2 separate regions of the Homo sapiens genome follow, and region 1 is linked to region 2. A link is an interaction called in ENCODE POLR2A ChIA-PET data of the cell type or tissue named here. Cell type or tissue: Panc1. All regions are shown on one strand. Region 1 overlaps RSRC1 (arginine and serine rich coiled-coil 1). Region 2 overlaps RSRC1 (arginine and serine rich coiled-coil 1).

Region 1 (5,000 bases), 210 kb after region 2:
TAGGATTTTTCTTTTTTGGCTTTTTAAAAATTTTACTTTAAGTTCTGGGATGGAGTTTTTCTACATAAACAATGATGTCATATGCAAATAGAGAAAATTTTATTTTCAAAACTGGATACCTTTCATTTCTTATTTTTACCTTATTACTGTAGCTAGAATCTCCAGCTTTTGAGTAAAAGTGTAAGAGTGGATATCCTTCATTTATTTCTGATCCTAATGAGAAAACATTCAGTCTTTCACCATTAAGCAAGATGTAAACTGTAGGTTTTTCATAGATGACTTTTTTTACGTTGAGGACGTTTTCTTCTATTCTTATTTTGCTTCAAATTCTTGTAAAGAATGAATGTTTTATTTTGTCAAATGCCTTTTCAGTATCTATATAGATGATTATATGTATTTTCTTCTTTATACTATTGATACGTTGCATTTCATTGGTTGATACTCAAATGTTAAAACAATCTTACATTCCTGGGAGAAACATCACTTGGGCATGATATACTTTTTTTTGTATATTTTTGGATTCAATTTTCTAAAACTTTTGTTTTGTATATATTATAGCTTATATTCATAGCAATTATAAATACTTCATTAGAACCATTTCTATACATAATTCCTTACAGGTAAGGTCTGTCTGTCAACCTTGTATTCCCCTGTAACTAACATGGTACCCTGGTATTAGAAGCTTTTGGTTTTTTGTCATTGGTTGAATAAATGAATGAATATCACCAGTAGACTATGTAAATGTGTATTTAAACACCACTGGAGTTAACATTCTAAAGTAGGAGTTAAAAGTAAGTGTGGCTTTTGCTCACAGAAAATGGAGAATGTGTTGTTCCATAATAATTTCTCTAGTTTTTCAATAAGCAGCACTTTGCTTTATTGTTGGTAATTGTTCTGAGAGTAATAATGGGCGATATGTCCCTAATACTTTATGTTTACCATTTTCATGTTCCTATAATTGAAAACACTGAACCAACTTTATTATATGCACATAGATAATTACTGTTTTATGTTTTTTGAATACAAGGGGGAAAGCTGATTATTACAATACTCTAACGGATTGGATATTTTTTTCTTTGGTTCCAAATGAGTGGGGACTTTATTGCCTGTACCCACAATTGCAGCTCATTTCATTTGCTCCTATTTATATGTAATGCAATTCACAAAGTATTCTAAGCCAGTGAAGTTGACTTTTCATATAGGACTATGACATAATTTAGAATTTGAGCTAGATAAATTAATACAGGAACAGAGGTATAGAGTGAGACAAAAAGAAGATGAGAGGACGGGAGAGGAAGTCTAGGTTGCTCTTTTGTATGGTTCTTTCTCACCTCCCATTCATAAATTGGAAAGGAAAATTCATCCCCAGGCATTTAGATCTGTAATTTTAACCAAGTAAAATACGCTTATTTTTCCTTTAGAGCAAACCCTGAGATAGAAAAGATTTATCAGACTGTGTGATGGGAAATTTATACATACAAAAACTTCCAGAATAGCTTTCCAATATCTGTACAGTACATTTAATATATTCAATTCATCTAAATGACCTGTCATCAAATGCTATCTGATTTAAGAACCTTATACATGTCTAATGTTTTCAGAAAGTTTTTAAAATAAGTATGCCAATGATGTATTATATATGCTCATAAAAGGTCATTTTGAATTTTGAATTAAAATAAGGAATTTTGAATTTAATACTTTTTAATTTTTTTAAATACTTTGTATGTAGTCATTCCTATGGTCTTCCTCCTGGAAGGAATATGTTAAAACCTATAAATTCCTTACAGTTCTTCATGTGACAGTAGTAGATTCCATTTAAGTGTACTTTTTATTGGCTCTAAGTTATTTGATATGAGTTAATTAATTCCTTCTGTTTTAACTCTCTTAAGCAATACTTGAAATGGTCGTTATTTCGCAGTTTTGCATAGTAATTTGGAAAGGTTACTAAGGCCTTGGAATTTTAAAAATTGTTTTAAAAAGAGGACTTTTAAATTATTGTCATTCTAACGACATTATGAAACTGTTAATCAAAGACCTTGAAAAGTAAATTGGACTTAGCAAGTTATTATTATTATTATTATTATTATTATTATTATTATTATTAACTTATTTTTTTGAGACAGGGTCTCACTCTATTGTCTAGGCTGGAGTGCAGGTGGCATGATCATAGCTCACTGCAGCCTCGACCTCCTGGACTCAGGTGAGCCTCCCACCTCAACCCTCCTGGGTAGCTGGGACCACAGGCACACCCTGTTAACATTTCATATCCTTTTTTTTTTTTTCTTAATGAGATATGGTTTTGCCATGTTCCCCAGGCTGGTCTCAAACTCCTGGACTCCAGTAATCCACTCACTTCAGCCTCCCAAATTACAGGCTCAAATTATTATTAATTAGATGAAAGAATTTTTGTATATCTGGATACAGTTGATTATTTCTGCTTTTAAAATTCAGGAAATTCAATTGGATAATATTCATTTAGTGAGGCAAACACATTTATATTCAAACCTTATAGTAAATAATTATAAATAAATTGTATGTAATATGAATTAGAACCATTTATTAGGAAGATATCTAGAAACATAGTGATGTAAATTTTTTTATAATGTGGATTTGAACATTGCATATTTTGCCTAAGCCTGTGTTCATTCTTTTAAATTTTACTTCCTATCACCTCTTCACTTTGGAAAATAATTTTATGGCATTTAAATTTACTGTGTAATTTATTTAAAAAACAATTAGAATGTTTAGTTCATTCAACATTCAACAATTTTTAATGAGCGTCTTTCATATGCCAGGTATTCTTTTAGGCACCAGGGACCAGGTGGTTCTTTCTTTAGCCATGGATGGTTTCTCAATTGCGTTTGCCAATCAATATTTTAAGGGTGACTCTCCACTGATTTCTGAATTCTCTTTTTAAGGGTGAGTCTCCACTGATTTCTGAACTCTCTTTCTGTACAGTTCCCTCCCTCCCTCCCTCTCGACCCCCCTTCCTTCCTTCCTTTGTAGTCGTTCCTATGGTCTACCTCCTGGAAAGAATATATCCCTCCCTCCCTCCCTCCCTCCCTCCCTCCCTTCCTTCTTCCCTTCCTTTCGTTTTTTTTTTTTTTTTTTAAAGACAGAGTCTCACTCTGTCACCCAGGCTGGAGTGCAGTGGTGCAATATTGGCTCACTGCAGCCTCTGCCTCCTGAGTAGCTGGGATTATAGACATGTGCCACCACTCCTGGCTAATTTTTGTAAATTTTTTGTAGAGACGGGGTTTCACCATGTTGGTCAGGCTGGTCTTGAACTCCAGACCTCAGGTTATCTGCCTGCCTCGGCCTCCCAAAGTGCTGGGATTACAGGTGTGAGCTACCATGCCCAGCCCCTGTGTAGTTCTTTCTCTTGTATATTGTTCTGCAAACTGTGGGCATCTTGGTCTCCTAGGTGCCTGTAGCTCCATCTCCTCAACTAACTTGGTCCACTAAGCTCTTCTTGGGTTCCCTTTCCCAGCATTATGGCTGGAAACTCAAAGCAGTAACTACAGTAGTCATAGGGCTCATCTCCGTTGTCTCCTGACCTTGAAAATCAATGTTCTACTTTGTGTGGTGTCAAGTGTTTTGAAAGTTATTTCTTCCATTTATTTTTTCCTGTTTTTCTTTTTCTTTCTTTTTTCCCCTTGGTTGTTTCAGACAGGAGTTTAAATACAATCAGCACCTATTATTCCATATTGGTTGGACGGGGAAGTTGGCATAGTCACTCTATATGATTTCAATTCTTTTACATTTTTTTAGACTTATTTTTGGCCTCAGATACAGTGTTTGTTGGCAAATGTACCAAGTGCATTTGAAGGGAATGTATATTCTACAGTTGGGGGTGTTGTGTTATATAAAATATCAGTTAGGTCAAAGTTGGTATCCTTCAAGATTCTTATCCTTCATCACTTTAAAGATAGTGTTCACTACCTGTTGGCTTTCTTTTTTCTGATGAAAAGTTTAGTCATTGAAGTCATTGTTGTTAATGTATGTAATGTGTTGGTTTTCTGTGGCAGTTTTCAATATTTTCTCTTTATGGTTCTCATTAGTTTGAATATGATGTGTTTCAGTCTGCAAATTTATGCCCTTAAATTTGGGAAATTATTTTGCTGTAATTTCTTCAAATGTACACTGTTTTCTGTTTTATACATTAGATGCCTTTTCCACTTCTTCGTCTTCTTTATAATTGATATTGTTTGGATGTGTGTCCCCTCCAAATTTCTTGTTGAAATATGATCCCCAATGTTGGAGTTTGGGCCTAGCAGGAGGTATTTGGATCATGGGAGTGGATACCTTATGAATGGCTAGATGACCTCCTTGTGGTAACGAGTGAATTCTTGCTCTGAGTTCGCATGAGATTTGGTTGTTTAAAAGAGTGTAGTGTCTTCTCATTCTCCCGCTCTTGCTCCTTCTCTTGCTATGTGATATACTGACTCCCCCTTTCCTGAGGCCTTATTAGGGGCAGATGCTGGCCCATGCTTCTTGTACAGCCTGTAGGACCAGGAGCCAAAATAAACTTCTTTACAAATTACCCAGTCTCCGATATTCCTTTTTTTTTTTTTTCTTCTGAGACAGAGTTTCAGTCAGTCACCCAGGCTGGAGTGCAGTGGTGCTATCTTGGCTCACTGCAACCTCCGCCCCCTGGGTTCAAGTGATTCTCCTGCCTCAGCCTCCCGAGTAGCTGAGATTGCAGGTGCCTGCCACCACACCCTGCTAATTTTTTGTATTTTTAGTAGAGGCAGGATTTCACCATGTTGGCCAGGTTGGTCTTGAACTCCTGACCTCAAATGATCTGCCCCCCTCAGCCTTTCAAAGTGCCGGGATTACAGGCATAAGCCACCGCGCCCTGCCCCAGTATTCCTTTATAGCAAGGCAAAATGGACTGATACAGTCATCCTGCTCTTTTTTCCCTCCCAATTTTTTTCTCTGAGTTTTCAGGTTGGATCATCTCTATCGCTCTGTTTTATCATTTTTCATGGTCACTGATC
Region 2 (5,000 bases):
AGTCAAATCCAATTCTGACATTTACCAGAGTTTTGTAGTTAGAAGCATCTATATCTAAGATGTTGAAAGCTATACATATTTTTTGCACCTATCCCCACAAGGACACATGATAACAGGCAAATTGTGTGACGGGGATAAGCTGGGTAATGTCTACATTTACTTTTAAAAGTTTCTTAAATAAGTATATTAGTAATGTAGTGCTTTTATCGAAATAATTTAGAAATCTTTGAATGTCAATTTTAAATAGTGTGTCATTCTTTATAATATAATTGATATAAAGTTTTTTAATCATATGATATCAGATTTAATGTGACATCCCATTAGCTAAGCATCTGTAAAGGTTTTCAATGAGCTTGTTGTCTTGTTACACGTAATCATAACCATGTGTGGGAGGTTGTCAAGATATATATGCCATTAGAAAGGTTTAAGAAAACAGAGGTGAAGCAAATTGTAGGCTAATAAAATAACGGTCAATTATGCCCTTTTGTTATGAAAAATGTGGTTCTAATCATTTCCTTAATGTTAATGCTTAAGGTTAAAATTATTTATGCAGAATATTTTAAGGTATTGCCAACTTTATTGAAACTAGATGTGTGTATTTAGTTCCCTTAACAAGTTCATTATTCAAGAATTTGGAGGCTTAAATGTGAATCAGGCAATGCATATTTCTTAGGAACTGACTTAATTACTGTGGACTTTAGTCTATTGTTTCAGTATTTAGAAACAAATGGATTGAACTGTTTAATCTCTCAAATCAATCAACTTGTTCTCTGCTAGAATTATGAACTTCCTTTTGCTTTTTGTTAATACCTTTTGAATATTTTGAACACATATTTTAAGAGAAAGAGGAAACGTGAAACTAATACATAGATTGCTTGTTTACAATAAGTACCCGAACTTCTACAAACTTAGATTGTATCTTAATAGAATTTTTTTTGTCTTTGGCTATTGGGAAATGCTCATCTTGTTTTTATAGCTTAGAATAAAAGAAAAATAACAACTTAGTGGTTAGGATAGAATTCCCTTTTTTTTGTAGTCAGAATTATACATTCTGTACATCTATCAAGTTGTCACAATTGTTTTATCCTTTGAGGCTGTAAATTGGATTTTAAATTTTAGATTTTGGATTAGGGTCTGTTTTATTTTTGTGGTGGTATATTTTCTTCTCTCTCTCTTTTTTTCTTTTCTTTTTTGAAGTGGGGTCTCACTCTGTCACCCAAGGTGCAGTGCAGTAGTACGATCTCGGCTCACTGCAACCTCTGCCTCTCAGGCTCTAGGGATTCTCCCACCTCAGCTTCCTGAGTAGCTGGGACCACAGGCACATGCACACCACCACACAGAGCTAATTTTTGTGTATTTTGTAGAAACAGAGTTTCACCATGTTGCCTAGGCTGGTCTCAAACTCCTGGGCTCAAGTGATCCACCCGCCTTGGCCTTCCAAAGGGCTGGGATTACAGGCGTGAACCACTGTGCCCAGGTATGTTTTCTAAATCTAGCTTTAGGTGGTTATTTTAGGGAATTGCAGTTGTGAGGCACTTATTGCTAAACTTAAATGGGCAAAATGTTAATATTTCACTCAAGTAAATCCTTTTTATGTTTCATAAGTTTGTGCAGAAAGTATGAAAATGTTGTTAGAAAATGGGACAGTGTTCTAGAAAAATGGGGCAGTATTTTAATGTTATTTTGTTGGCTTTCATCTGTATATTTAACTACACTGGTAAATAATTAGATATATTAATATGTGCTAGTTATAACTAGAAGGAAAATGTTACTCTAGGATTCCTGTGTACTTCAGTTTCTTCAAGCATATGGACATAACCAAGACAGCCATGCACATTGGGGCTTGGCTTCACTTGCTGTTTTTTGGATCTGTGGTACAACTACGTCAGGAACCTCTGGTTAGCCTCTTTGAAGGTAAGAAACTAGGGAGCAAAGGCGAGACATTCTAGCCAAGTTCCCTAAAAGCTGTCAGTCTACCTACCATCAGACTTGTGAGTGAGGGAGGGTATCGTAGACCTGGGTTTAGCAAAGTCAGATTAACTGTTTTATGCCTGTTTTTGTAAATAAAATTTTATTGAAACACAGCTACACTAATTTGTTTATTGTCTGTGGCTTCCCTCTACAATAGCAGCGTTGGATAGTTGCTACAGAGACCTCATCCCCCGCTCTCCACTGCAAGCCTAACATTTTTATTATCTAGCCCTTTAAGGAAGAATTTGTGGACTATTATTGCCCTTGATCATTTAGCTTCTACCACCATCAAATGACTCAGCTGATCCAGCTAACCACAAGAATTAGTCATACCCACTGAGCCTGGATGAACCTCCAGTTGATCTAGAGAATTGTGTGAAATAATAAATGTTTGTTGTTTTAAGCTTTAAAGTTTTGAGACAGTTTATTATGCAATAAAAAATTAACTGATGTCACATTGAAGCATACGTACCAATAGGAGAACAAGAGTGGTTTTTCCATGTGATTTGTTTAGTCACTCTCATTTTGACATATTAAAACATCTCAGTGATTTTCATTCTTTTTATTTATAGATTTTTTAAAAAACACTTTGGTAAAGTTTTTGTTATAAATTCTATTTTATTAAGATGGTGGACATAGTTGAGAAGGGTTTATTTTGTTACTATTCGTTAAGATTATAATTGTTGCAATTTTGGTTATAATTTTTGGTACAAGTGCCTCAGGGATTATCTAGATAATAATGATACTTGGTTTCTTGGCTGTAGAACTAGTAACTAGTTTATTAGTTAATGTTGGAGGATATAACAAATAGTTAACATTGCTTAAAACCATTTTGGGGTACTGTATTGGATTTCTTGTATAGCTAAGGTTGCTTTTGGTTTGAGAAATTAAAATGAAATTTTAAGCTCCCCAAACAACTGAACAGACCCCCTTTTGGCCAAGGGGACCCCAGAGAAGCTTTGAAAAGTGAGTCGCCAGCCTTCACAAGATCGGATGGGAGGTTGAACCCACCTCGTTGTTCCCGCTCCCTATAATAACAGCCATTAGACTTCCTTCCCTAAGAGTTAAATAGAAACCAGCCCTTTGGAAAGACTCCCTTCACCCCTAATATCAGCGTGATGCTGCCTTTCCCTTTTGTGGTTTTCACAAAACAACCAACTAGTATTTCTTTCAGTAAGAGACCACCAACCACAAAGTATGTACAGTGAGAGTTTTTGTGTCCTCTGCTTCACCTTTTGACATCAGAGGGATGAAAACTCAAAGGATTATGCTAACCCTTCCGTTTTTGAGCATGAGTCCCAGGGATGGGCATGAAACTGAATTGTGCATATGCATGTTTCTCCTTTCACAAATATTAATGACTCCTGCTATAGTTTACTGATTATGTGTATTTGGCCACCTCATTCAGCATAAATCCCTATCTTATTCTTCCCACCCTGGAAGTGTTTGCTTCTGGCTTCTGGCCAGAAGCTATATCTCCTAGCCTGTTGGAATGCTGCAAACCCTTTATGAGAAATAAAGCTCTTTCTACTTTCCAAATTTATGAACCTCATTCTTCAGTTGACAGATTATATTCTCTTTAAACTTCTCCTAGAGTACAATTATTGCTGCCTTATTTTTTGTTTTGATTGCCTGTTTTTCTCTGTGAGAAGATTCAGAATTGCATTCTGAAAGAAATCTTGGCCCTAACCCCATCTGCTTCTCTTGGCTCACCTAATGAATGGGATAGGTTACTCATTCTGTTCAGACTGTGGTCTTTTTTATTAAGATCCTCAGTTTCTATAAGAGGGTACTTCTAACCCTCTCTGGGTTGACTGTTACGATATATGTCTCTGTACTACAGTGGCTACATAAAATAGTTGCTCACCAGGTACTTGTCAGAGAATATAATCTTACTATTATGTAGAACCTTTCAAAACTTTGCCAAGAAGAATATTTATGCTGTAATGCTTAAGGATATATAGTATACGTATTTCTTTTTTAGTTTAAAATCAACCCCTTATTTAAGCCCAAGTCTTATATCTGGGCTTACTATATTGATCTTCTTTAGAATTGATTTTATGGAATTGTCTCTTGGCATTTAGGGAAATTATTGGAAATTACCCTGTGAAATTTATTGGAGAGTTTAATAATAAAATAAAATCTCAAGATTAGGCTTAGTTGTACCTAATTTGTTCACCTGGCTTATTTTTATTCTATGAACATTATGACCTTGCTTCTTTTGAGGCAGCTGTTGCAAAACTTGAAGCCAGATTTTTTGTTTAATTCTAGCAAATATAAGGGCCTTATGTCTTCTTTTATATGTTAACCTCTTTCTGGTCTGCCTTTTTTTTTTTTCTGTTTGCTTTTGCTCTTCCTTGTTCTCCCTTTTACCATTTTTATTGTATAGTATATATGTTTCTGGAATAATGTGAGGGTTTAAACAAGAAAGCATACCTGTGAAGTCCTTTAGACTTTTGGTGCTTGAAAAGATCGAATAAATCCACTCAGCCCATTTTCCCCACTAATTACAACTAAAAATGCTGGACCGAATACTAGCAGCAACTACTTTACAGTTTGGAAACAATAGCAAGTAGACTGGGGAGGATACTCAAAACTTAAAGAAGTGTCTCATATGCACTGAGTTGCTCATTTTTATTTCCTCTTTGCTGTCCTGGATTTGACTCAGAGTAGTCCCAGTTGTAGAATTGCACAGTGGGCAAGGGAAGCAAAGACCCTCAGAGAAAACCCTCATATTTCTAACTAGACTATGGGGAAAGGAGATCCTGTAAGCCAGAGTGTTTAGGGGCAATTATTGTTTTTTTAAATTTTTTCTTCATTTTTCCCATCTTTTCTCCCCAGCCCTCCTTTGAAGGCAGCCCCAAATATGGAATGTAGAGCTCTTATTCATTTTTCCTCTCTCTTTTCTTTCTCTGCTTTGCCCCAAGAACCACCCCAGTCATGTGGAACTGCATGATGGCAGCACAGGTAGCTCAGACTCCAAGAAAAAACCATCCTTTTTTGCCAGTGATCTGGGAAAAGTTGCTCCT

The links. Peaks named below come from ENCODE experiments on the same cell type or tissue, not always from the same donor. Only the 100,000 strongest peaks of a DNase experiment are listed, where the experiment ranks them.
Region 1: POLR2A ChIA-PET joins it to region 2 with 7 read pairs; 3 of 35 experiments call an interaction of 5 or more read pairs at or near these places.

What each region holds. Positions count from the first base shown.
Region 1 is chr3:158,373,098-158,378,097 of GRCh38, forward strand. All of the region lies in intron 6 of RSRC1 (arginine and serine rich coiled-coil 1), which reads left to right. Among named protein-coding and RNA genes, the nearest start is that of UC.134, 150 kb to the right of the region's middle. In Panc1, no CTCF peak of the experiment used is centred here; no DNase peak of the experiment used is centred here.
Region 2 is chr3:158,166,012-158,171,011 of GRCh38, forward strand. The region is part of intron 3 of RSRC1 (arginine and serine rich coiled-coil 1); the gene reads left to right. Among named protein-coding and RNA genes, the nearest start is that of RSRC1, 58 kb to the left of the region's middle. RefSeq lists an enhancer at 1-163. In Panc1, no CTCF peak of the experiment used is centred here; a DNase peak (open chromatin) is centred at 2,310; H3K27ac peaks cover 383 bases.